Regions from separate parts of the Homo sapiens genome. Here region 1 is linked to region 2. The links are chromatin loops, found by intact Hi-C in ENCODE. Cell type or tissue: thyroid gland. All regions are shown on one strand. Each heading gives the region's core, and the rest is flanking DNA. Links, peaks and the distances in the headings are about the cores only. Region 1 has its middle 87 kb from the start of MAGI1. Region 2 has its middle 15 kb from the start of MAGI1.

Region 1 (12,855 bases), core at 1,536-9,535, 72 kb after region 2:
CAGCTCTGTGTGCTGTCACTGGAGTGGATGCTGTCAGTGCCCTGCTCAAATCCCCTTTACTTAGAGGGGCATCCATCCTCCAGCTGCTGTGAGCTGTGGCTTCATCCAGGGGAGAGATGATGATGACTTAGACCAGGGTGTTTATTGTTAGCAGAAGTGATAGAAGCGGTTGGATTCTGGATACATTGTGATGATGGAGCCGACAGGATTTTCTGGTGGATAGGCTACAGAAAGTGAGAAAAAGAGAGCATGCAAGGATGAAATTCAAGGTTTTAGGCCAGAGCAACTGGATAAATGGAGTTGAAATTTGCTGCAATATGGAAGACTGCATGAGGAACAAGTTAGGGGTGGGGTGGAAGGACAGGAGTCAAGTTTTGGCCAGGCGAATTTCAACATATGTATTAGACATCCAAGAGGAGAAATTGAGTAAGTAGTTTAATAAGCGAGTCTGGAGTTCAGGTGAAAGGTCTGGGCCAGATATAATTTGGGAGTTAAGGATATATGGATGATGTTTAAAGCCATGAGACTGAAAGAAATTACCAAAGGATTGAGTGTATTTGAAAAGAGCAGAGGAACACGGGCTGACCTTGAAACTTTAAAGGTAAAGGTTGGGGCTGGACGTGGTGGCTCATGCTTGTAATCCCAACACTTTGGGAGGATGAGGTGGGAAAGTTGCTTGAGCCCAGGGGTTTGTGGCTGCACTGAGCTATTATCTTAACACTGCCCTCCGGCCTGGTCAACAGAGTGAGACCCTGTCTCTTACAAAAAAAATAGATAAACAAAAAGGAATCAGAGGCTAGTGTGGTGGCTCACGCCTCTAATCTCAGCACTTTGGGAGGCTGAGGCGGGCGGATCGCTTGAGCTCAGGAGTTCAAGACTAGCGTGGGCAACAGGGTGAAACCCCATCGCTACAAAAAAAAAAAAAAAAAAAGCCAGGTGTGGTGGCATGTACCTGTAATCCCGGCTACTCGGGAGGCTGAGGCAGGAAAATCGCTTGAACCTAGGAGGCAGAGGTTGCAGTGAGCCAAGATTGGGCCACTGCCCTCCAGCCTGGGCAACAGGGCAAGATTCTGTCTCAAAAAAAAAAAAAAATTGATAAAATAAAAGACCCATTGGTACCAATGGGTCTCTAAGATTTATTTCAGTTATCTTATTTTGCAATTCTCTTGGGGTTAATAAGTTTCTCAGTCTTTTCCCAAATCTACAAAAATTAGTGTATTTCCTTATAGTTACCCATCATTGGAAACAAATTGCTGCTGTTCCAGTTATGTATTGATGCATAACACACTTCACCAAAACCCGGTGACTTAAAGCATCAACCATTTTCTTTTCTTTTCTTTTTTTTTTTTTTTTTTTTTGAGATGGAGTTTTGCTCTTTCGCCCAGGCTGCAGTGAAGTGGCACAATCTCAGCTCACTCCAACCTCCACCTCCAGAGTTCAAGTGATCCTCTTGCATCAGCCTTTCAAGTAACTGGGATTACAGGTGCCCTCCGCCATGCCTGGCTAATTTTTGTATTTTTAATATTTTTGGCCAGGCTGGTCTTGAACTCCTGACCTCAGGTGATCCACCCACCTAGGCCTCCCAAAGTGCTAGGATTGTAGGTGTGAGCCACCGTGCCCGGCCCCCGTTTTCTTATATGTCATGATTTCGCAGATGCAGAGACGGGGCTGGGCTGGGCTGGGCTGGGTGATTCTTCTAATCTAGTTGGAGTATCTGGAAGTCTGTTGATAGTTTTCAACTGGTTGATAAATTAATCTACTCATGGAGTAGGAATGTAAACTGAATCGTGCAGCCAAGCATGTAAGAACATATGAAAAGTAATTACACTATAGTGTGTAGGAAAAGAAGGTTGGGTATTCCTGGGGAGAATATTTCAGTCTTCTTCACCTCCTTGGCTATTACAGAAGTGAAGGGAAATGACTGGAAGTTTGGTAAATTGCAGCCTAAATAACAAGAGACAATTTTCTAGTGTGCAGAGAAAACAATGCCATTGAATCCTGGGCATTCCTCTAGTTCATCAGTCTCATCTCATCTAATGATTGAGCCTTGACCTTCTGAGCTGAGGATTCTTGTGTCAGAAGCCACAGTTTTACACATTTCTGCAGGAATACTTTCCAAGCTTTTCCAAGGAAGAAATTTTTGTTTCTTCTGCTGTGTTTCTGCAGCGGTTTCCACTCACAGGAAGTCCTAATTATCTGAGGAAAACTACCACTAGATAAAAACACTTTAAACGAAGAGCAAACTTCAGTACATAGCATAGGTGAGTGTTTGGGGTGCATGCAGGTTCAATGGGAATTTTTCTTGAAAGAAAACAAAAATAAAATTATAAAAAGAAAGTTATTTTACTTATTCAATAAAATGTTTCTGATTGCAACTACATGCAAGAGGCAAAGAATGAAGTAAGTGTTGATTGTTTTGTTTTGCAGAAAAGTTTAAAAAAAATATTTTTCAATATAGTGAGACCTTTTCTCTACGAAAAAATTAAAAACTAACTGAGTGTGATAGTGTGCCCCTGTTGTCCCAGCTGCTTGGGAGGCTGAGGCAGGAGAATCACTTTAACTTGGGAAGTGGAGCCGAGATCACGCCACTGCACTCCAGTCTGGGCCACAGAGTGAGACTCTGTCTCAATAAAAAAAATATATATTTTTTAGAGACACAGTGTTGCTATTTTGCCCAGGATGGTCTTGAACTCCTGGCCTCGAGTAATCTTCCTGCTTCAGCCTTCTGAGTATGTTTTACATAAAATTTCAATCAGTAAAATTTTATAAGATGTGACAAGTCATCCCTCACTCAAGTGTCACTTTTTCATCCCAATAAAGATCAGTTTTATAGTTATATACACTCATGTACACATAGCTATGTACATGTATGTGTATGTATGTGTGTATATATCTATATATATACACATATAAATATGTAAACACACTCTGGGTCTTCAGTATTTTTAACTTTTTTGATCTATAGTATACTTAGAGAAAAATGGCCGGGTGCAATGGCTCACACCTGTAATACTAGCACTTTGGAAGGCTGAGGCAGGAGAACTGCTTGGGGCACGGAGTTTGAGATCAGACTGGACAACATAGCAAGACCCCCATCTCTACAAAATAAAAATTAGCCAGGTGTGGTGTCACGTGCCTGCAGTCCCAGCTACTGAGAAAGCTGAGGGTTGAGGATTGCTTGAGCGCAGGAATCCGAGGCTACAGTGAGCTATGGTTATACCACTGCACTCCAGTGCCAGTGACAGAGTGAGACCCTGTCTCAAAAAAAATGAAAATAACTTCAGAAAAAGTCATAAGTGCACAACTCAGTGAATTGTAATTTTCATAAGCCGTTCACACCCATGTTGTCAGCACCTAACTCCAGAAAGAGAACATTATCAGCCTCTTAGATGCTCCTCTCTTATTCAAAAGCAGTCATTATTCAACTCCACCCCCACCGCAAGTAGCAACTCTCCTGACTTCTGACAGCATAGATGAGTTTTGATTGTTTTTGAACTTCATAGAAAGGGAATTGTATTTTGTTATCTGGTTTCTTTTTCTCCATATTACATCTGTCAGGTTTACATATGTTGTTGCTAGTACTTTTTTATTCATTCTCATTGCTGCGTATTTCATAGTACGCATATACCAACATTTCTCTATTCCGCCATTGATGGATATTTGGGAGGTTTCCAGTCTGAGGCTTTTATGAATAGGGTTGTGAATGGGGTTCAGGACATGCTACGTCCAAAATATGGCACCTTGGCATTTGAGAAAACCACAGAAGCAAGAAGGTCTCTCTGATCTGTCTCACCCTTCTCCCCTAATGTAGTCCATGAAAACTAGCTGACCTTCCCCTGAGAGTAGGTGATTAGACTCTCCTTCCAGAGAGGTCCTCCCTATACCTGGAGGAAAGGAATGAAGACACAGAGATGCCAAGAAGAATCTGAAGAAATAGACCTTGTAAATTCCCCCCAGCTTATTCCCATTAGATCATACCCTTTTGTCCTCCAATTATACTTTGACATGATTCTTCATAAAAGTACACACTTGTATCTGTTTCTTCAGGTCTTCTTTTGTGAAGGCTCCCATGTCACATAAAACTTACATGAAATAAATCTGTATGCTTTTCTCTTGTTAGGTCACCTTTTGTTACAGGGGCCTCAGCCATGAACCTTGTGATGGGTGAGGAAAAGATCTTACTTTTTCTCCCCTACTGCTGCTAAAAACATAGTATGTGAGTTTTAGCACACATGAGTATCCATTTCTGTTGGGTCATGATGTAGTTTTTCTTGCTTATGAATCTGTTAACTTAGTCAGATACATCCAAAAGTGTTGCTTCAATGACATTTTGCCCATGGTTGGAACCATACATGTTCAGTTTCATGGACATTTATATACTTTATGAAAGAATACACAGTGATTCAGCACTAAAAAGAAAAGTTATTATATCCACGGTTTTCACAGTTTTCGTGGCTACAGAAGTAAAGTAGCAGGGTGCAAATGATGTTATTGAAACAAATATTTGTCAAAGGAGGAATGACATCAATTCCTCTAAGTGTTTTGTGGAAGGAATCTAAGAAGACAGACAACCTCAAGGAGATGAAGCTGCCAGTTATACTGAGTTCATGCTGTTTCTCAGATATATGCAAAAGCATTTCCCATCACACATCATGCAACTGAAGGCAGGAGAAATGGCCAAATTCCTTGGAACAGATGAAAGATACTTCAGCCGGGTGCAGTGGCTCATGCCTGTAAAGCCAGCATTTTGGGAGGCCAAGATGGGCAGATCATGAGGTCAGGAGTTTGAGACCAGCCTGGCCAACATGGTGAAACCCCATTTCTACTAAACATATAAAAATTAGCTGGGCGTTGTTGTGCATACCTGTAATCCCAGATATTGGGGAGGTTGAGGCAGTAGAATGGCTTGAACCCAGGAGGCAAAGGTTGCAGTGAACTGAGATCGTGGCACGGCACTCCAGCCTTGGTGACAGAGCAAGACTCCGTCTCAAAAAAAAGATACTTCAAAGCAGGGAAGAGCTGATGTGTCTCATTCATGTGTAATGCAGGACTGTCATTAAGACCTTGCGTCATATTTAAGTGGCCTCATTTTTATTCTTCCTTGGAGGTAGATAAATAACAAGGCATTTAGTAGCTATGATGTCTTATAATTGATGAAGTATGATAATCAGAATGATCATATTAAAGCTGTAATTTATTGGTCCAAGCATTGTGCTCAGCAATTTACAAACATTCTCTCGTTTAATTTAATTCTTCACAGCAGTCCTATATGGTAGGTAATATATTTTAGCCTTAGAGACATTAGGCACCTTGGGCAAAGATACATTGGTAGTAAGTGATGAAGCCAGGACTCAGACCCTAGTGTGTGACTTTGTGAATGCTGACTCTGCTCAGCACCTGGAGGTCTGAGGTTTTCCAGCTGCTCTACTGGAGGATGAATTCAACTGAGGTGACCAGGGACGGGAAGATCATGCTGGCATTGTGTCTAGGCAGTGTTCTTCACTCCAGCTTTGACAGTCATAAAGCTACCACTCTGACCCTAGTTCCGATCATTTATTACCTGCACTAGTTGTAATAGTTTCCTTATTAGAAGTTTCCCTGCTTCCAGGCCGGGTGTGGTGGCTCTTGCCTCTAATCCTAGCACTTTGTGGGGCTGAGGCAGGAGGATCACTTGAGCTCAGGAGTTCAAGATCAGCCTGGGCAACATAGTGAGACCCTATCTCTATTTAAAAAAAAAAAAGTTTCCCTGCTTCCGACATTGTCTCCTATCACCCATTCTGAGCACAGCAGCTAGAGTGAGCATTTATTGATTGATTGATTGACTGATTGATTGATTGATTGAGACAGGGTTGCACTTTGTCACCCAGGATGAAGTGTCACGACACCATCTCGGCTCACTGCAGCCTTGACCTCCCAGGTTCAAGCGATCTTCCTGCCTCAGTCCCCCAAGTAGCTGGGACAACAGGTGTGTGCCACTACACTGGGCTAATTTCTGTGTTTTTAGTAGAGACAGGGTTTTGTCATATTTCCCAGCCTGGCCTCAAACTCCTAGGCTGAAGCAATCCACCCACCTTGGCCTCCCAAAGTGCTAGAATTCCAGGTGTGAGCCATGGCGCCTGGCGTGAACATTTAAAACGTAAGTCAAGGCCATACCCCAAACCCTCCAAAGGCTTCCTATCTTGGCATAAAAGCTGGAGTGTGTGGGGTCCTACAAGACCTTGTGCCATGACTCTATGTCACTCTCTCCATTCCCTCCCTCAGGTACAGCAATCCCGGCCTCCTTACATATCCAAACTCAGGGTCTTTCTCACTTTGTGTCCTCCACCAGGAACAGAGTTGGAGACAAGGATTTGAATATAAATTGTTTTTTTGGAAAGTGAAGGAAATTGGGAAAGGAGATGGAAAGGAAAGGGCGTGCCCCTCAGCCAACTACCCCTGTGGGCAACTGATCTCAATTCCACTGGCAAGGTTTGGGAGCCGGTGTAGAGCTTGCACTTCGGGGGTGAACAATCTTAGCCCTCCTGAGGGGACTGTCTCAGGCCTGGGGTAAGGCAGGGTCCAGTGCCCAGAGAAGGCCTTCAGGCATAAGGGGTGATGATGCTGGTCATTTGACATCAGGCTGGCACTAAAATGGGAAAACTTGAGGCATACGGTCAAGACCTTGAAAATGTCCACGACAGGCCCACAGATTTGCTCTACTGTCTGCCTAGAATATTCTTCCCTCGCATAGTCCCATATTGCTCCCTTAGAACTATATTCAAATGACTCTTCAGGGAGGACTTTTGTGATTCTCTTCTTCAAATCGTCCCCCAACTCCTAGAACACACATATATCTTGTTTATGGTCTTTCTTCTACCACTAAATAAAGGCACCACGTGGGCAGGCATTTTGGTCTGTTACATCTGCTGCTTTATCCGCATTGCTTGGTATGGTGTGTGCTGCATAATAGGAGTTCGATAAATATCGAATGAATGAATGAGTGAAAGGTCATTTAGAAACTCTTATTTTCTGCGTCTATTGTCAATTGACTTGGAATCCTTAGGAATGAGGAATATGGTTAATTGGCATCTTCGAACTCCAATATATATCTATTATTTTATATTAGGGCCTGATGGTGAATAACCTTCAATCTCACCCCCCTCCACAAATGTTGAACATCTACCATGTGCCAGACACTGTTCAAAGTACTAGGAATACTGCGATATATCAACTGGGAATGACTTTTGTCAGGGAATGACAGAAACACCGACAGCAATGGCTTATACCAAATAAGGGTTTTATTTTTCTCCTGTAATTAGAAGTCTAGACACAGACAGTCCAGTGCCTGCGCAGTGGCTCCAAGGGGCCACTGGGGACCATGCCTGCCTCTACCTTCTCTATGTCGTCCCAGCTTGCTGCTCTCCCTCCAGCAGTGTCTGTATTCCATTAAGGAAGGGGAAATGGAAGGGGAGAAGGTATGTTCCAGAGGATTCCTCCCTCCAGGATGCTTTCCCGAAAAGCTCTACACAACAATTTCTGGTCGTATCTCTTTGCACATCTTGTGGCTACCCCTAGCAGCAGGGGAGCTAAGAAATGTAGCATTTGTTTGCTTTTGTTTTCTTTGATGGGCTCCTTGTTTTCTGTAAACAAACTTGGGAAGTAGGGTACAATTAAATGCATCTTGGGTAGGTGACTAGCAATACCGTCCATAAGACTAATAACCATGTTCTCTTGAAGCTGTCACTATAGTGCAGGCAAACAGAAAACAAGGAAGCAAACACACACCAACTTGTAAAAAATTCCAAATGTAATAGCCACAAGTGCTGTGCAGGGTCCTTAATAATAAGGGGGAGTTAGAAGTTGACTCAGGTTCTATATTATACCTGGGAGTCAAAGGAGCAGCTCTCCAAGGAAGTGACATCGGAGCTGAATTCTGAATGATGAGGCAGAGGCGACTTTGCCAAGATCAACTGTGATTTTACCAATCCTTTGTTGGTTATAATGTAATCCCAGTCAAGAAAGCATATAACTATGTCTACCTAATTCTTTAAAATCCAGCCTTCAAGATGTGGGATAAATCATCCTTATTTTTCCTAAACATTCTCTCAGAGCTGTGATGAGGTTTTTTTCTCCTTCTGGTGCTTCTCTCTCCCCTTCCCTTCCCTCCCTCCTCTCTCTCACAGATAGCAAAAATTAAGGTGGTTCCTTGACAATAATGGTAAATGATCACGGAATGGAGCATGAGAGGGAGTTTTTGCTTGTTGTTGTTTTTGTTTGTTTGTTTGTTTGCTTTTGAGATAGAGTTTCGCTCTTGTTGCCCAGGCTGGAGTGCAATGGTACGATGTCGGCTCATCTCAAACTCCACCTCCCAGGTTCAAGCAACTCTCCTGCCTCAACCTCCTGAGTAGCTGGGATTATAGGCATGCGCCATCACGCCCAGCTAATTTTGTATTTTTAGTAGAGACAGTGTTTCTCCATGTTGGCCAGGCTGATCTTGAACTCCCGACCTCAGGTGATCCACCCACCTTGGCCTCCCAAAGTGCTGGTATTACAGGCGTGAGCCACCACACCCGGCCTTGTTGTTTTTTAAAGCCTAACAATGCTTAATGTGGCTGGGGCAAGGTGGCTCACACCTGTAATCCCAGCACTTTGGGAGGCCGGGGTGGGCAGATCACTTGCAGCCAGGAGTTTGAGACCAGCCTGGCCAACATGGTGAAACCCCATCTCTACTAACACTAGAAAAATTAGCTGGGCGTGGTGGCTCACGCTTGTAATTCCAGTTACTCAGGAGGCTGAGGCAGGAGAATGTCTTGAACCTGGGAGGCAAGAGGTGGAGGCTGCAGTAAGCCAAGATCGTGCCACCGCACTCCAGCCTGGGCGACAAAGCGAGACCCCATCTCAAAAAAAAAAAGCTTAATGCCAGAAAAAAATTTTTTTTTCAGGGAAATAAGTGAGATATGGGCAACTTATAAGAGAGGGAATAATTCTAGGAAAATTCTGTTTAACCTATTAGCCAGTCTATCAAAGAAGAAGATCTCTGTGGCATTGGGTGAAACTCTTGGTATGCCACATTCTAATCCACATAGCCTTAGAAGGGCTCTCACATGCTCATGTTAGTAAGTCAGTTGTTATGGAGAAAGGTGCTTTTTACATCTGCAAGGCTGGCTAGTCACGATAAGCAATTTAAATGTTACTGAACCTATTTCTTCTTGAGGCTGTTGCTGTATGGTTTCTTGCTGCCAGCTCTTTTCTCCCAATATTTTTATGCTATAGTTATCCTTTATCTAATATATGCTACACATGCAAGCAAACCCCTTTTTGTGTGTTGAGAACTATAGCTCCTATAAAATTCTGGCTAGACCCAACTCAGCAGGTGTGTTCAAGTCTGCTTGCAAGAGACTCGACAGGGTGAAGGGTGGAAAAATGTCAGTGAACATTGTGGTTGTAATACCACCTTACTTCACATTTCCCAGTGACTTTTTATGCTTCATATAGAAATGTTCAAAACATATCTCATTGCATTTCATTTCTAGATTGCAGCGTGGTTGTATTGTTTTTCCCCCTGTACTTTAAAGACTAAGTACACTTTCATCCCAGATATTACCAAAATCATACAGATGATTCAGCACTTAGACAAAACTGCCTGATAATTTTCCATCTTCATCATTTTTCATTCTTGACCTGAATCTTTTGGTATTGTGTAAGTGCTGCCTAAATGAAAAGTTTTTCTTTTTAGTTTTAAGAAATGTGTGTTATAGGCCGGGCGCAGTGGCTTACACCTGTAATCCCAGCACTTTGGGAGGCCGAGGCAGGCGGATCACAAGGTCAGGAGATCGAGACCATCCTGGCTAACATGGTGAAACCCCGTCTCTACTAAAAATACAAAAAAATTAGCCGGGTGTGGTGGCGGGTGCCTGTAGTCCCAGCTACTCGGGAGACTGAGGCAGGAGAATGGTGTGAACCCGGGAGGCGGAGCTTGCAGTGAACCGAGATCGCGCCACTGCACTCCAGCCTGGGCAAGAGAGTGAGACTCCACCTCAAAAAAAAAAAAAAAAAAAAGAAATGTGTGTTATAAAGCATTCAGACACGTTAATATCTTTATTATACTTTATTATACATAACTCTTTTTTTCTTTGTTTGGAAGTCCCTGCTCTTTAGCCCATTGCACAGGCAACTGTTGATAAAACACATAGTCTTTTTTTTTTTTTTTTTTTTTTTTTTTTTTTTTGAGACAGGGTCTTACTCTGTTGCCTAGGCTGGAGTGCAGTGGTACAATCTCTGCTCAGTGCAGCCTCAACCTCCCAGGCTCAAGCAATCCTCCCACCTGAGCCTCTTGTGTAGCTGGGACTACAGGCGTGCACCACCATGCCCAACAAAGTTTTATATTTTTTTGTAGAGGCGGGGTTTGGCCATGTTGCCCAGGCTGGAAACCTTATAGTCTTAATTTCTGATTTCTATGAGTTATTCACGCAATAACTCCACTTATAGAATAAACATCTAAGATGAAAGATTTTGATAACCAAAATTGGTTTAAAATGTTACTGGAATCATTTAAATAAATTAGTACATTAATATGAAGGAGTTATTTGCAGTGATAAGCAACCATGTTCTTAAAATATTTAATGAAAAAATGGTACTGATATCCTGTTGAGTGAAAATAAGGAGGTTATAGAATGTTATTACTAGATGATTTCAGTTTTGTAAGATGTATTTTAAAAACTGGAAAACAGCCAAGCATGGCGGCATGTGCCTGTAGTCCTAGCTACTTGGGAGGCTGAGGTGAGAGAATTGTTTGAAGCCACGAGCTTGAGGGTGCAGTGAGCTGTGACTGCGCCACTGTACTCCAGCCTGGGTGACAGAGTGAGAACCCATCTCAAAAACAAAAACAACAGCAATCAAAACAACCTTGAAAATAATATATCCAAGTATTAACCACTGCATGGTGGGAATTTGAGTAGTTTTTACTTTCTTATTGTGTTTTCTTACATAGCTGGAATTATTGTTATTATTATTATTATTATTATTATTATTATTATTATTTTTGAGACGGAGTTTCGCTCTGTCTCCCAGGCTGGAGTGCAGTGGCGCGATCTCGGCTCACTGCAAGCTCCGCCTCCCGGGTTCACGCCATTCTCCTGCCTCAGCCACCCGAGTAGCTGGGACTACAGGCGCCCACCGCCATGCCCAGCCAATTTTTTCTATTTTTAGTAGAGACGAGGTTTCACCGTGGTCTCGATCTCCTGACCTCGTGATCCACCCGCCTCAGCCTCCCAAAGTGCTGGGATTACAGGCTTCAGCCACCGCGCCCGGCCATAGCTGGAATTATTTTTAAAATAAACATGTAAAGCCAATTTTTTTTTTTTTTTTTTTTTTTTTGAGAACGTCTTGCTCTGTCGCCCAGGCTGGAGTACAGTGGTGTGATCTTGGCTCACTGCAACCTCCACCTCCTGGGTTCAAGCGATTCTCCCACCTCAGCCTCCTGAGTAGCTGGGATTACAGGCATGCACCACCATACCCGGCTAATTTTTGTATTTTTTAGTAAAGACAGGGTTTTGCCATGTTGGCCAGGCTGGTCTCAAACTCCTGACCTCAGGTGATCTGCCTGTCTCGGTCTCCCAAAGTGCTGAGATTACAGGCGTGAGCCACCACACCTGTCCGTAAAGTCAATTTTAAAAAGAATACAAGCTTATTTTTCAATAAGGAGGTAATGCATAAGGGAGAAGGCATCAACTTAGAAACTGAATAGATGTGGGTTTAAATCCAATTAAGCATTGATTATACGGTCATGAACCTCATAATGATGTTTTGGTAAACGAAAGATAGTGTATAAAACGGTGGTTCCATAAAGATTATAAAGGAGATGAAAAATTCCTATTGCCTATTGACTAGCCTTTAACATCAATGGCACAATGCATTACTCCCAAGTTTATGGTAATGCTGGTGTAAACAAACCTACCGCACTGTTAGTTGTATAAAACTTCAGCACATACAATTATGTAAAGTACATAATAGTTGATAATAAACGACTACATTACTGGTTTAGATATTTACAGGATATGATAATTTTTTATTTTTTGAGACGGAGTCTTGCTCTGTCACCGAGGCTGGAATGCAGTGGTGAGATCTCGGCTCACTGCAACTCCGCCTCCCGGGTTCAGGCAATCCTCCTGCCTCAGCCTCCCAAGTAGCTGGGATTAGAAGTGTGCACCAACACTCCTGGCTAATTTTTGTATTTTTAATAGAGATGGGGTTTCACCATGTGGGCCAGGCTGGTCTCAAAATCCTCACCTCGAGTGCTCTGCCCACCTTGGCCTCCCAAACTACTGAGATTACAGGCGTGAGCCACTGTGCCTGGCTTCATTCTTCTACTTACATATATAAAAAATAAGTTGGTCTGGGGCAGTGGCTCATGCCTGTTATCCCAGCACTCTGAGAGGCCGAGGCGGATGGATCACTTGAGGTCAGGAGTTCGAGACCAGCCTGGCTAACATGGTGAAACCCCGTCTTTACTAAAAATACAAAAAAAATTAGCCGGGTATGGTGGCTCATGCCTGTAGTCCCAGCAACTCGGGAGGCTGAGGCAGGAGAATCACTTGAACCCAGGAGGCGGAGGTTGCAGTGAGCCTAGATTTTGCTACTGCACTCCAGCCTGGGCGACAGAGCAAGACTCCGTCTCAAAAAAAAAAAAAAAAAAAAAAAAAAAAATCAACTGTAAAACAGCCTCAGGCAGGTCCTTCAGGAAGTATTCCAGAGGAAGGCATTGTCCCTGTAGGAGGTGACAGTTCCATGCTTATTGTTGCCACTGAAGATCTGCCACTGGGACAAGATGTGAAGGTGGAAGGCAGTGATACTGATGATCCTGACTGTGTAGACCTA
Region 2 (12,855 bases), core at 1,530-9,529:
TAGCCAGATGAATGAGGACTCAGAAAGATAATGTATTACTCACTTTCCAGATTTAGCACGTTCCTAGAATTTTAAACTCATTTTTATGGACTGTTGCCTAACTGAGGGGAGACTTAGACAAACCCAGAGTGGTTATGAGCAACATCCCCGGGGGAGTCAGTGCCCAAATTTGGAGTCCTTGTGTCCTGAACATTCCTGACACTCCTGGCTTGGATATTCAGCCTGCCCGAGTTGGAGTACCCCAGGGATTTTAGATGCAGCTGAGAACTGCTGAATTAAGCCAAGTGTTGGAAGATCCTGCAATTTTCATTATTAAGTTAGCCCTCTGCTTTATTGAATGCACAAGCTGGCATATGCTTGGGAATGTTTCTGCTTCCAAACTCACAGCATCTACATTTTTCAGATGTTTGACCTTGATCTTGTGACCTTGCCTCTAGAACTCTGAGAGTGCTGGGAATACTCACAGCTGAGTGATGGAAGCAAAAACTAGAAAACAATCTTTTTTTCTTTTTTAACTCACTTACAATACAGGGTTACCTGGCTTGAGACTAGACTGTTTTAGACTAGACTTACCTTCCTTAAGTTATTAATTTTATCATATAATCTCAGTATGACTTCACTTTTTGAATTGATACCACTAAAGCCTGAAACTATTAAAGCTATGCAATCTGCTTGCTAAGGCAAGCTGGTATTTCCTGATACTGCTATCCAGATAGCTGAGAACCTTCTCTAGAGTCATGTTTTTCAAACTTTTCTGATTGCTGTTTGCAATAGGAGATGTATTTTTATCACTAGCACACACACACACATACACATATATACATATGGTTGAAACAAACTTTTCATGAAACCATAATTATCCTTTCTGGGCCTGTCACAGTGGCTCACGCCTGTAATCCCAGCACTTCGGAAGGCCAAGGCAGGTGGATCACTTGAGGCCAAGAGTTGGAGACCAGCCTGGCTAACATGGTGAAAACCCGTCTTTACTAAAAATACAAAAATTAGCCAGGCGTGGTGGTACATACCTGTAAACCCATCTACTTGGGAGGCTGAGGCAGGAGAATCGCTTGAACCTGGGAGGCAGAGGTTGTAGTGAGCCTAGATAGTGCCACTGCACTCCAGCCTGGGCAACAGAGTGAGACTCTGTCTCAAAAAAAATAAAATAAAATAAAATAAAAATTATCATTTCTGCCTACAATGCCCTATGCCAGGGGTTACAACCCATAGTCAATCCATTCCTTAACCTATCCCTGTCTGACTCATGAGCTAAGAATGGCTTTACATTTTTAAATGGATGAAAAACAAATCAAAAGAAGAATAACATTTATATGGAGACACATTTACAACATGGCATGCACTGCTACAAATCTTTGCATTTACTGTCACATTAAATCTTTACAATAATTTGTCTTTGTCTTAACAAAAATCATGACCACAATAGCAACAATGGCTAACGTTTTTTGAGGGAGTGCTCATGGTGCTGAGCATTTTGGTAAATGCGTTATGTGATACATGTATTTAATCCTCTGCACCCTATAAGGCAGGGAGTATTAGCATTCCCATTTTACAGGTGAGGAAACAGAGGCTTGATAAGGCTATGTAACTTGTAGAGCATCACAAACCTAGGAAATGGCAGTTGGGGTTTGATTCTAGGTTTTTCTGCTTCTGGTTCAATGATTTTGACTACTATTTACCTTGGTAGCTCCTTGCCAACTTGACCCACAACATGGACTCGATGAATATTTGAAAAATGAATGAATACATGCGTGAATGAATGAAGGACCTTGAGATGGAATGATGGTCTTCCATGGATCCTAAACAACTATGAGAACACAGACAAATTAGGTGATTGTTCTGTGCTTTTAAATGTAGGCTGAGCATGGTGGCTCATACCTGTAATCCCAGCACTTTGGGAGGCCGAGGCAGGCAGATCGCTTGAGCCCGGGAGGTTGAGGCTGCAGTGAGCCATGTTTGTGCCACTGCACTCCAGCCTGGGCAACAGAGCAAGTCTATCTCAAAAATAAAATGAAGTAAATGCAAGCAAACAAAGTAAACATCTCATTTATTGAGTGTTTACAATGTGCCTAACACTGCACATAAGTGCTTTCAATGCCATTCTCATTTGATCCTCATGACACTATAAGGTAGATGCTATCCCTGTTTTACAAATTTAGAATGAGGTTCAGAGAGGTTAAGTATCTTGCCAAAGATGACATAACCAGTATTCAGACCTGTTGTCACTGAGACTAAGGACCAAGACCATGTTCTTAACCACTGTGCTATATACTTCCATTTATTAATTTCTAACATCCCTGTAATATCTACCCTATGGTTTTAAGGCAAAATAAGCAATATTGCTAGAGCCTTCATTAGTAATTATAGTGTGAGCCAGGTACAGTGGCTCATGCCTGTAATCCCAGCTACTCAGGAAGCCAAGGTGGGAGGATCCCTTGAGGCCAGGAGTTCGAGACCAGCCTGGGCAACAAAAGGAGACCCTGTCTCTACAAAAATAAAAATTAACCGAGCATGGTGGTGTATGTCTGTAGTACTAGTTACTCAAGAGGCTGCAGTGGGAAGATCCCTAGAGCCCAGGAGCTGAAGAATGCAGTGAGCTATGATCACACCACTGCACTCCAGCCTAGGTGACAGAGTGAGACACCATCTCTAAATAAATATATAACTATAGTGTGCTCCAATGACATGTTTCTCTATCAAAAAATTTAAGGCCTAAGACAGAAGAAGTGGAGGAAGCATAGAGATACCTTCCAGTACATTTTACATGAGGATTGTGTTACTAACATACTGTTATATAATCTTTGCAGATTTTCTATAAACCTAAGACTTTTCTAAAATTAAAATTTATCTTAAAACACTCTGAAGCCCATGAAAAATATGTTCAACATCATTAGTCATTATAGATATGCAAATCAAAATCACAAGGAGATACCACTATACATCCACTAGGATGAGTATATTTTTTTTTTAAATGAGAATAACAAATGTTGGTGAGAATGCAAAGAAATTGAAACCCTCATACATTGCTGGAGAGACTGTAGAATGGTGTAGCTGCTGTGGAAAACAGTGGGCAGTTCCTCAATAAGTCAAACATAGGATTACTGTATGACCTAGCCATTCCACTCCTAGGTATATATATATGCAACAGAACTGAAAACAGGTGTGCAAACAAACCACTTGTACAAAAATGTTCATAGAAGTAACATTCACAACAGCCAAATTCAGAAACACCCAAATGTCCCTCAATGGATTAATAGATAAATAAATGCGGTATATCCATACAATGAAATATTATTCAACCATAAAAAGAAAGAAAGTACTGATACATGCTCAAACATAAAACAACCTTGAAAACATTGGTGAGTGGAAGAAGGAAAATGCAAAAGACCACATATTGTATGATCGCATTTATATGAAATGTCCAGAATAGGCAAATCCACAGAAACAGGAAATACATTAGTAGTTGTCAGGAGCTGAAGACAGGAGGAGTGAGGATGGTGCTCCTTAAGGGTTATGGGATTTATTTTGGGAGGGGATTAAAAGGTTCTGGAACTAGACGGTGGTGATGGTTGCACAACATTATGAATTTATTAAATGCTACTGAGTCATATACTTTACAATGGTTAAATGGGGAGTTTTATTTTATATCAATTTTACCTAAAATTCATTTAAAAAAAAAGAAAGGCCAGGCACAGTGGTTCACGTCTGCAATCCCAGCACTTTGAGAGGCTGAGGCGGGAGGATTGCTTGTGTCCAGAAGTTCAAGACCAGCCTGGGCAATATAGTGAGACCTGTTTTTTTAAAATATATATATATAATAATAAATTTTAAATACATATATATTTTTTGAGACAGAGTCTTCCTCTGTTGCCCAGGCTGGAGTGCAGTGGTGCAATCTCGACTCACTGCAACCTCCACATCCCAGGTTGAAGTGATTCTCCTGCCTCAGCCTCCTGAGAAGCTGGGATTAAAGTTGCCTGCCACCACGCCTGGCTAATTTTTGTAGTTTTTAGTAGAGACGGGGTTTCACCATGTTGGCCAGGCTAGTCTCAAACTCCTGACCTCAAGTGATCCACCTGCCTCAGCCTCTCAAAGTGCTAGCCACTGTGCCCGGCCTAAAATAATTTTTAAAAAACCACTCTGGCAACATTACAAAGTTGTGACATATTAAAATAATATAGAATGTGGTATATAATATAAACATATAACTTACAGAAAATAAAAATATTATAGTGCTCAGAACATCTTGATTTAGAGCATGGGTTTTTTTGTTTGTTTGTTTGTTTGTTTTGAGACGGAGTCTCGCTCTGTCGCCCAGGCTGGAGTGCAATGGCACGATCTCAGAGAATCTCTTTAACCTGGAAGGCAGAGGTTGCAGTGAGCCGAGATCATGCCATTGCACTCTAGCCCGGGCAACAGAGCAAAACAATGTCTCCAAAAAAAAAAAAAAAGACTTGCCTGAGGATGTCTAGACATTATGTGAAAGCACAGGGCTTTGATTCTGCCAGTTATAAAAGCCCATGCTCAGCCAGGCATGGTGGCTCATGCCTATAATCCCAGCACTTTGGGAGGCCAAGGCGGGTGGATCACTTGAAGTCAGGAGTTCAAGAACAGCCTGGTCAACGGTGAAACCGTGTCTCTACTAAAAATACAAAAATAGCCAGGTGTGGTGGCGGGCACCTGTAATCCCAGCTTCTTGGGAGGGAGCCTGAGGCAGGAGAATCGCTTGAACCAGGAACTCCTGACCTCAGGCGATCCACCCACTGCAGCCTCCCAGCATGCTAGGATTACAGGCCTGAGCCCAGCCCTCAGAGAAGTCTTATAACCTATATCAGCTCCACTGTCCTCAACCATAAAATGAGTATGATTGCTATTATTATGAAATACTTTTCACATGAGGTGTCATTTAGCCTAACAATAATGATGTTGATGGTTAATATATAGTTTGTTCCTTTCTTTCTTTCTTTGTGTATGAATTGAGTGTTGCTAATCTTCTTAGTGATAACTACATTAAAAGCAAACTGATCTGGGTTTAGGGAGATAACAATCATATTTTGAATGGCTTTTATCTCCTTGAGAGGCTTCCTACATCCCAGAAAAGTATTGTGTGAATAGATCTTTAAAGTAGTTTCCAAAGGAGTATAGCAATGTACTATAACTATTATATGGCATTATGTTGAAATTTAGGCTAAATTGTTGTTACTAAAATTTCTAGGCTGATTCCAACCTGTTTCCAAGAACAGCTATGGAATTCGGAGGTGATAGGAAAAACTTTATTAAGAAAAAAGATACCTACTTCTCCTTCCCTTCCCCTGAGGATAACTAAGCTGTCACCATGAATACTAAGACTGCTATTTCTTCTTGTATTTGCATATGGCATCCTCCCAGGTAATTTATGGAGCAAATCCTGACACAGCTCCAGGAGAAACCATATAGCTCCTTTAGTATCATTAGTAAGTAAAAGACCAGAACATGTAAAGAGGGAGAGGAAATTCATCTCCCAAAAGATTCAGGCACAAGGCTCTCTGTTCCATACCCTCTACAGTCCCTCCACCCACACAACTCAGACATTGTATGTAAGAGAATGACACTTCTAGAACCCTGCCCTCTAACCTCTGCTCCTTTTTTTTTTTGCTCTGATTCTCCTGGGAGTTGAGGAACGCTGGAAAATAACTGCAGGGTTTGGCTTCCAGTTGGTTAACCCTGATGCTGATTTCTCTGTGGGACATTTTCAATCTCTGTTCTTGGCAAGAAACTGCAGAACTACAAAAACTGCCAGCTGAATGAAAATATGTTGAAGAGCAAGGGGGTTGGGAGAGATGGAAATTTGGGGAGTGAAGGGTTTAACACTATTCCCATTCCTGTTTGTACATTCTAGTCTAACCACCAACTGTAAGAAAGTTTGACTGACATTTGACCTACTGGATTAACATCATCAAAAGGGCTGAAACCCTCTTTCTTTTTATTTTTTTATTTTTTTATTTTTAATTTTTGAAACAGGATCTTACTCTGTTGCCTAGGTTGGAGTGCAGTGGCATGATCTCAGCTCACTGCAAGCTCCACCTCCTGGGCTCAAGCCCAGGAGATACTCCCACTTCAGCCTCTGGAGTAGCTGGGTTTACAGGCCTACACCACCATGCCTGGCTAATATTTGTATTTTTAGTAGAGATGGGGTTTCACGATGTTGGTCAGGCTGGTCTTGCACTCTTGGTCTCAAGTGATCCACCCGCCTCAGCCTCCCAAAGTGCTGGGATTATAGGCTTGAGCCACTGTGCCCAGCCCCCTCTTTCTTATTCCATTCTACCTTACGTGACTCCTCCAACTAGGTTAAATGTCTTGTATTTGTTTTAGCAGCACGTGTACGTCCTCATGCAGGCATTCCCAAAATATTTGCAAGGCTTATCATGTGCCAATTTGCTACACCTTAGGTAATGATTCGTCCTTTAATTCAATAAATATTTATTGAGCACCTAAGATATGTCAGGCACTTTTGAACTAGTGGGGGAAAAGCCCTTAACTAATTGGGCAAAGGCGTTCTTCTCATGGAGCTTACATTCTACTGTGGCAATACACAAAGTAGAAAATAGAGTCTCTGAAGATAGGTGCTATGGAGGGGGAAAGGGGGACTTTTGATGCCCAAGGTTAGGATTGTTGTTATGTACAAGGTGATAAGGGGAAGCCTCGTGGCTAAGTTCAGAACTGAGCAGAGGTTTGAAGACAGTGAGAGTGTGGATCAAGTAGCTATCTGGGAGACAGTGTTCTGGGCAGTAGGATCAGCAAGAACCAAGGCCCTGAGATGACAGTCTGCTTGGTGTGGCATGGAAAAGCAAAGTGGAAAACAATAGGCAAATACTCTTACCCTCATGGGGCATAGAGTCTGGCTGGGGAGACAGATAGTAATCAAATATCTGCCTAATAAATGTCTAATTCTAAAGGGACTGTGTGCCAAGCGGAAAATGCAGACATGGCTGGAAGACACTATAAAGACACCTGATCGAATCTGAGGGAAGTATTCCCTTAGGAAATGTAGTTTCAACTGAAATCCAGAGAAGAAGAAGTGATTAATATGGTACTGGAAGAGGCCAGGCCTCCCATAGTTTTGGGATTACAGGCATAAGCCACTGCACCCAGGTTCCTTTTTTTTAACCAATCATCCTCAATATTAAATATTATTTTTAGTATGTATTTCCTAAGAACAAGGATATCCTTTGTGTCTTGTGACAAGAGACAAAATAATTGAGCAGGCATTGAAAGCCCTCATATTCTCAGAAAAGTAGGTTTTTCCAGCAGACATTAAACATACTCCTGCAGGCCAGGCACAGTGGCTCATGCCTATAATCCCAGCACTTTGGGAGGCTGAGGCAGGAGGAACACTTCAGGCCAGGAGTTTGGGACCAACCTCGCCAACATGGTAAAACCCATATCTACTAAAAATACAAAAATTAGCTGGCCATGGGATGTAATCCCTGTAATCCCAGCTAGCAGGGAGGCTGAGGCACGAGAATCGCCTGAATTTGGGCGGCAGAGGTTGCAGTTAGCCAAGATCCTGCCACTGCACTCCAAACTGGTTGACAGAGCTAGACTGTCTCAAAAAAACAACAAAAGAATATGGTACTGGAAGGGTGTTTCCCTTATAGAGGGAAGAGTCTTTGTTCACAGGGGTGAAAAGAAACAGCTCTAGTTTTAGGAAATAAAAGATCCAGTGTCTGACTTGCAGAGAATGAGGGGGGAGGCATCCTTGAGGAGCTGAAAGACAGGAGCAAGGGACAAATCACACAGGATTTCTTGCAGTTTGTATGTAGCTGTTTAAATAAATATGTTTGCCGTCTGCCTTCCCTGCTGGACCAAGCTGGGCAAGGGGTAGGGGGGCAGCTGGGACCCTGTCTTGTTAACTACTGCATGCTAAGTACCTACTCAGAATGTGGCACACAGAAAGGGCACAGTTTGTATTTATTGACTGGCTGACTGGCTGTCTAACAACTCAAACAATCTGACATAACCATCTGAAAGCCTCAATAGTGAAAATGCAGCTTGCATTTTGGGAGTAGTTGGTTCTGCCAGATTCCAGGTTTAGAAAAGGCCAGCAAATTCGGCAGTATTCAAAGCTGTGATTTCTATTTCAAAACCACAGATAGAAGCTGACCAGGACCATGGGGAACTCCTTCCGTGGGGGAAAGGAATCCAAATGGGACATTCATGATACTGAGTTGGGGCAGGGTTTCTATCTTGACTTGGTGATTGTGCATATCATAGATGGGTGCTCCTTTGCTCATTTAATACTTTGTATTAATAAGTGAAATGACCACATGGTAAAACAGTATTCTTTTTTCTTTTTCTTTTTTTTTTTTTTGAGATGGAGTCTCACTGTCACCCAGGCTGGAGTACAGTGGCATGATCTCGGCTCACTGCAACCTCCGCCTCCCGGGTTCAAGTGATTCTTCTGCCTCAGCCTCCCAAGTAGCTGTAACTACAGGTATCGGGGGAAATTCAGCCAGATATCAGGCAAAATTCACCCCTGATATTTCACGTACGTTGTTTTCTATTTTCCCTAAGTGTCGGCCAGTTTGAGAAATAAAGGGACAGAGTACAAAAGAGAGAAATTTTAAAGCTGGGCGTCTAGGGGAGACATCACATGTCGGTAGGTTCCGTGATGCCCCCTGAGCCATAAAACTGGCAAGTTTTTATTAGTGATTTTCAAAAGGGGAGGGAGTGTACAAATAGGGTATGGGTCACAGAGATAACGTGCTTCACAAGGTAATAGAATATCACAAGACGAATGGAGGCAGGGCGAGATCACAGGACCACAGGATGGGGCGAAATTAAAATTGCTAATGAAGTTTCGGCATGCATTGTCATTCATAACATCTTATCAGGAGACAGGGTTTGAGAGCAGACAACCAGTCTGACCAAAAATTTATTAGGCGGGAATTTCCTCGTCCTAATAAGCCTGGGAGCGCTATGGGAGTCTGGGGCTTATTTCATCCCTACAGCTTGACCATAAAAAATGGCCACACCCAAGGGGGCCATTTTTGAGGCCCACCCTCAGGGACGCATTCTCTTTCTCAGGGATATTCCTTGCTGAGAAAAATAATTCATCGATATTTCTCCCATTTGCTTTTGAAAGAAGAGAAATATGGCTCTGTTCCGCCCAGCTCACCGGCGGTCAGAGTTTAAGGTTATCTCTCTTGTTCCCTGAACATTGCTGTTATCCTTTTCTTTTTTCAAGGTGCCCAGATTTCATATTGTTCAAACACACATGCTCTACAATTGGTGCAGTTAACGCAATCATCACAGGGTCCTGAGGCGACATACATCCTCCTCAGCTTACGAGATGACAGGATTAAGAGATTAAAGTAAAGACAAGCATAGGAAATGACAAGGGTATCCATTGGGGAAGTGATAAGTGTGCATGAAATCTTCACAATCCATGTTCAGAGACTGCAGTAAAGACAGGCATAAGAAATTATAAAAGTATTAATTTGGGGAACTAATAAATGTCCATGAAAGATTTACAATCCACGTTCTTCTGCCATGGCTTCAGCCGGTCCCTCCGTTTCATGTTCCTGACTTCCCGCAACATACAGGGAAGTAGTCCCAGTACTTTGGGGGGCCAAGGCTGGTGGATCCCTTGATGCCAGGAGTTTGAGACCAGCTTGTCCAACATGACAAAACTCCATCTCTACAAAAATACGAAAATTAGCCAGGTGTGGTGGCGCATGCCTGTAGTCCCAGCTACTCAGGAGGCTGAGGCAGGAGAATCACTTCAATCCAGGAGGTGGAGGTTGCAGTCACCTGAAATTATACCACGGCACTCCAGCCTGGGCATCAGAGCAAGATTGTCTCAAAAAATAAAAATAAATAAAATATGCTGGTTGGTTGTACTTGTAATGCAGGGACAGAGGCACCCTTCATTCTGCACAGTTTGGTGATGATGGTGTAGGTACAGGGCCTGGTGGGGTGGGGGGCGACTTTTTTTTTTTTTTTTTTTTTGCCACCAAGAGGGGATCCAAGCCTGGGGACAGTGTTAATTTAGAGGAGGCCAGATTGAAAGAATTGAAGAGAAACAGGGGTCAAGCCTGGAATCAAATCACATGTGAAGCATACTCTGCTTCTAGACTTTTCTGCTAGGTAAGGCCCTAGATTCTATTTATTGTTTAAATTGGAACTTCTGTAACTGGTATCCAAATTGTCCTAGCTGGTAAGGGTGATAGAAATCCAGAAACAGTTCTGTGCACTCTAAAAATACAGCAGCATCTATAGAATATCAGAATGAGGGTGGAATTGCTCCAAGATCCATCTTCTTTTAAGTTGTTTTGTTTTTAAGTGAAATCTTCCAAGAGTTTATCCCTTAAATATAAAAATGAAATTTTGACTAAGTAAAAATATGTGTGTTTTTTTAGAAAAATGCCAACCATACAAAGAGGTATACAGTGAGAAGAGGGTATCCATCCTACTCATCTCAGTTCCTCTCTCCAAAGGCAACAGTTTAGTTGTTGCACATTTCCTTGTGTGTACTTTCTAAGATATTCTGTGCATAGATCTTCCCTTTAATTTACACAAATGGTACTATATTACCGTTGCTATTTTTGCTCAGAAATGTATCTTAGAGGTTGTTCCGCATCAGAAAATATTTAAGCTGCTTCTTAAACAGGGCAACATGACCAAAATTTTTCATTCTTCATTTTATTGCTATGAACCCTACCTGTAAATGGGTGGTGGGGGGAATTTGTTTAATCAGTGAAATGAAGCAACAGCAACAAATACCTTCTCAGGTATCTGAGGAAGTGTACTTAAAATTATTAAACAGCTGCAAACTATTTCATTTTTTGGTTCTGTAATTTATTTAACCAAGCTCCTACAGGGAGTCATTTAGGTTGTTAACTTTTTTTTTTTTTGAGATAGGGTCTTGCTCTGTAACACAGGCTGGAGTGCAGTGGTGCAATCACAGCTCACTGTAACAGGAACTCCTGGGCTCAAGAGATCCTCCTGCCTCAGCCTCCCAAGTAGCTAGGACTACAGACACGCACCACCACACCCAGCTAATTTTGAAAGATTTTTATAGAGACAGGGTCTTGCTATGTTGCCCAGGCTGGTTTTGAACTCCTGGCCTCAAACAGTCCTCACACTTTGGCCTCGCAAAGTGCTGGGATTACAGGCTGTAACCTTTAGCTACCATATACAAAGCTGCAACAAGTGTTGTACATGCTGCTTTGTTTGAAAGCTGTATCAACTCTTCTAAACAATAGCCTATGTAAACACAGGCTGTTGAACCAAAAGTTTTAAATTTGAGATGCTGAGTAGAAGAATTCAAAAACTGGGTTTGGTTGCTTAGTTTTTGGCATATAACCCTCTTTTCTCCTACAAATAGATAGATTTCTTTTTCTCATTCATTGATCCATCCATTCATTTATCAACAAATATTTTGGGGCAGTCAGTATGTGCCAGGGAGTATTTTAAGTGCTGATTGTTACCTCCAGGGCCTAATATCACATGCTTATTTAAGAAGCAGGTGATAGGTCCAATGAATGTCTAGTCCTCTGTGGTTATTTAGACCTATTAACACAAGCCACGCAACACATAACAATGTTTCAGTCAGTGACAAATTGCATATACAACATTGGTCCCATTCGATTTTAGTACTGTATTTTTACTATACATTTTCTTTCTTTCTTTCTTTCTTTCTTTCTTTCTTTCTTTCTTTCTTTCTTTCTTTCATCTTTCTTTCTTTCCTTTCTTTCTTTCTTTCTTTCGAGACAGGGTCTTACTGTTTCCTATACTGGAGTGCAGTGGTGTGATCATGGCTCACTGCAACCTCCACCTCACGGGCTTAAGCAATCCTCCTAACTCAGCCTCCCAAGTAGCTGGAACCACAGGTGTGCACCTCCACGCCCAGCTAGTTTTTTTAAAAAAAATTCATCAAGACAAGAACCTCATTATGTTGCTTAGTCTGGTCTCAAACTCCTGGGCTCAAGGGATCCTCCTCTCTCAGTCTCCCAAAGTGCTGGGGTTACAGGCGTGAGCTACCAGGCCTGGCCCATTTTCTATATTTAGATATGTTTGGATACACAGATACTTACCATTCTGTTGCAATTGCCCAGAGTGCTCAGCACAGTAACATGGTGCACAGGTTTGCAGCCTGGGAACAACAGGCTATCCCATAAAACCTAGGTGTGTAGTAGGCTGTTCCATTTAGGTTTTTGTGAGTGTACTCTGCGGTGTGCAAAAAATGAGGAAATCTGCTACCTGTACATTTCTCAGAACATGACCCCCTCGTTAAGCGATGTGTAACTGTACTTAAGAGACTGCCTATGAGAGTTTTACAGTTATTTCAGTACTCAATCTTGGATGTGTACCAGAAGGGGGTCATTTCTATGCAAGATTATTCAATACTTTTAAGTGAAAAAGGCAGTATGAGCCCAACAAATGTATCATTTATTGAGCCTTTACTCTATAGAGATAGAAAGCATTTAATAACTAACTAGATGTTATCTCAGGAATGGAAGTGAGTCCTATAGTTTGTTCCTTAATTCATTGCTACAATATTGTTTATTTTGTGCTTTTAAAAAATATTTAATTTCCTCTTGATTTTTACCAACAAGTATGTAAGAACCAATTTTGGCTCAGTATTTGCCATTTTTTTCTACAGTTGCAATATTCCATTTCATCATGTAATCCTCAAAAATATTAAAACTCTGAGAAAATAAGAAGCATTGATAAGAAAATGATTCTGAACTCTTCCTGTGGCCTAGATGCATGGTTTCTGACAAATTAATGTGTTATTAAAATAACTGACCTATGAGAAAAATCTGTGATCACATTCATTACAACCAGAACTGGAAA

Evidence for each region. Peaks named below come from ENCODE experiments on the same cell type or tissue, not always from the same donor. Only the 100,000 strongest peaks of a DNase experiment are listed, where the experiment ranks them.
Region 1: a loop joins it to region 2, with 2.3 times the contacts of the local background. A loop is called at or near these places in 7 of 110 quality-filtered maps.

Annotation. Positions count from the first base shown.
Region 1 is chr3:66,119,730-66,132,584 of GRCh38, forward strand. No RefSeq gene overlaps it. Among named protein-coding and RNA genes, the nearest start is that of MAGI1, 87 kb to the left of the region's middle. In thyroid gland, for the core only: no CTCF peak of the experiment used is centred there; no DNase peak of the experiment used is centred there; H3K27ac peaks cover 599 bases.
Region 2 is chr3:66,047,527-66,060,381 of GRCh38, forward strand. No RefSeq gene overlaps it. Among named protein-coding and RNA genes, the nearest start is that of MAGI1, 15 kb to the left of the region's middle. RefSeq lists an enhancer at 8,553-9,075. In thyroid gland, for the core only: no CTCF peak of the experiment used is centred there; a DNase peak (open chromatin) is centred at 6,155; H3K27ac peaks cover 2,835 bases.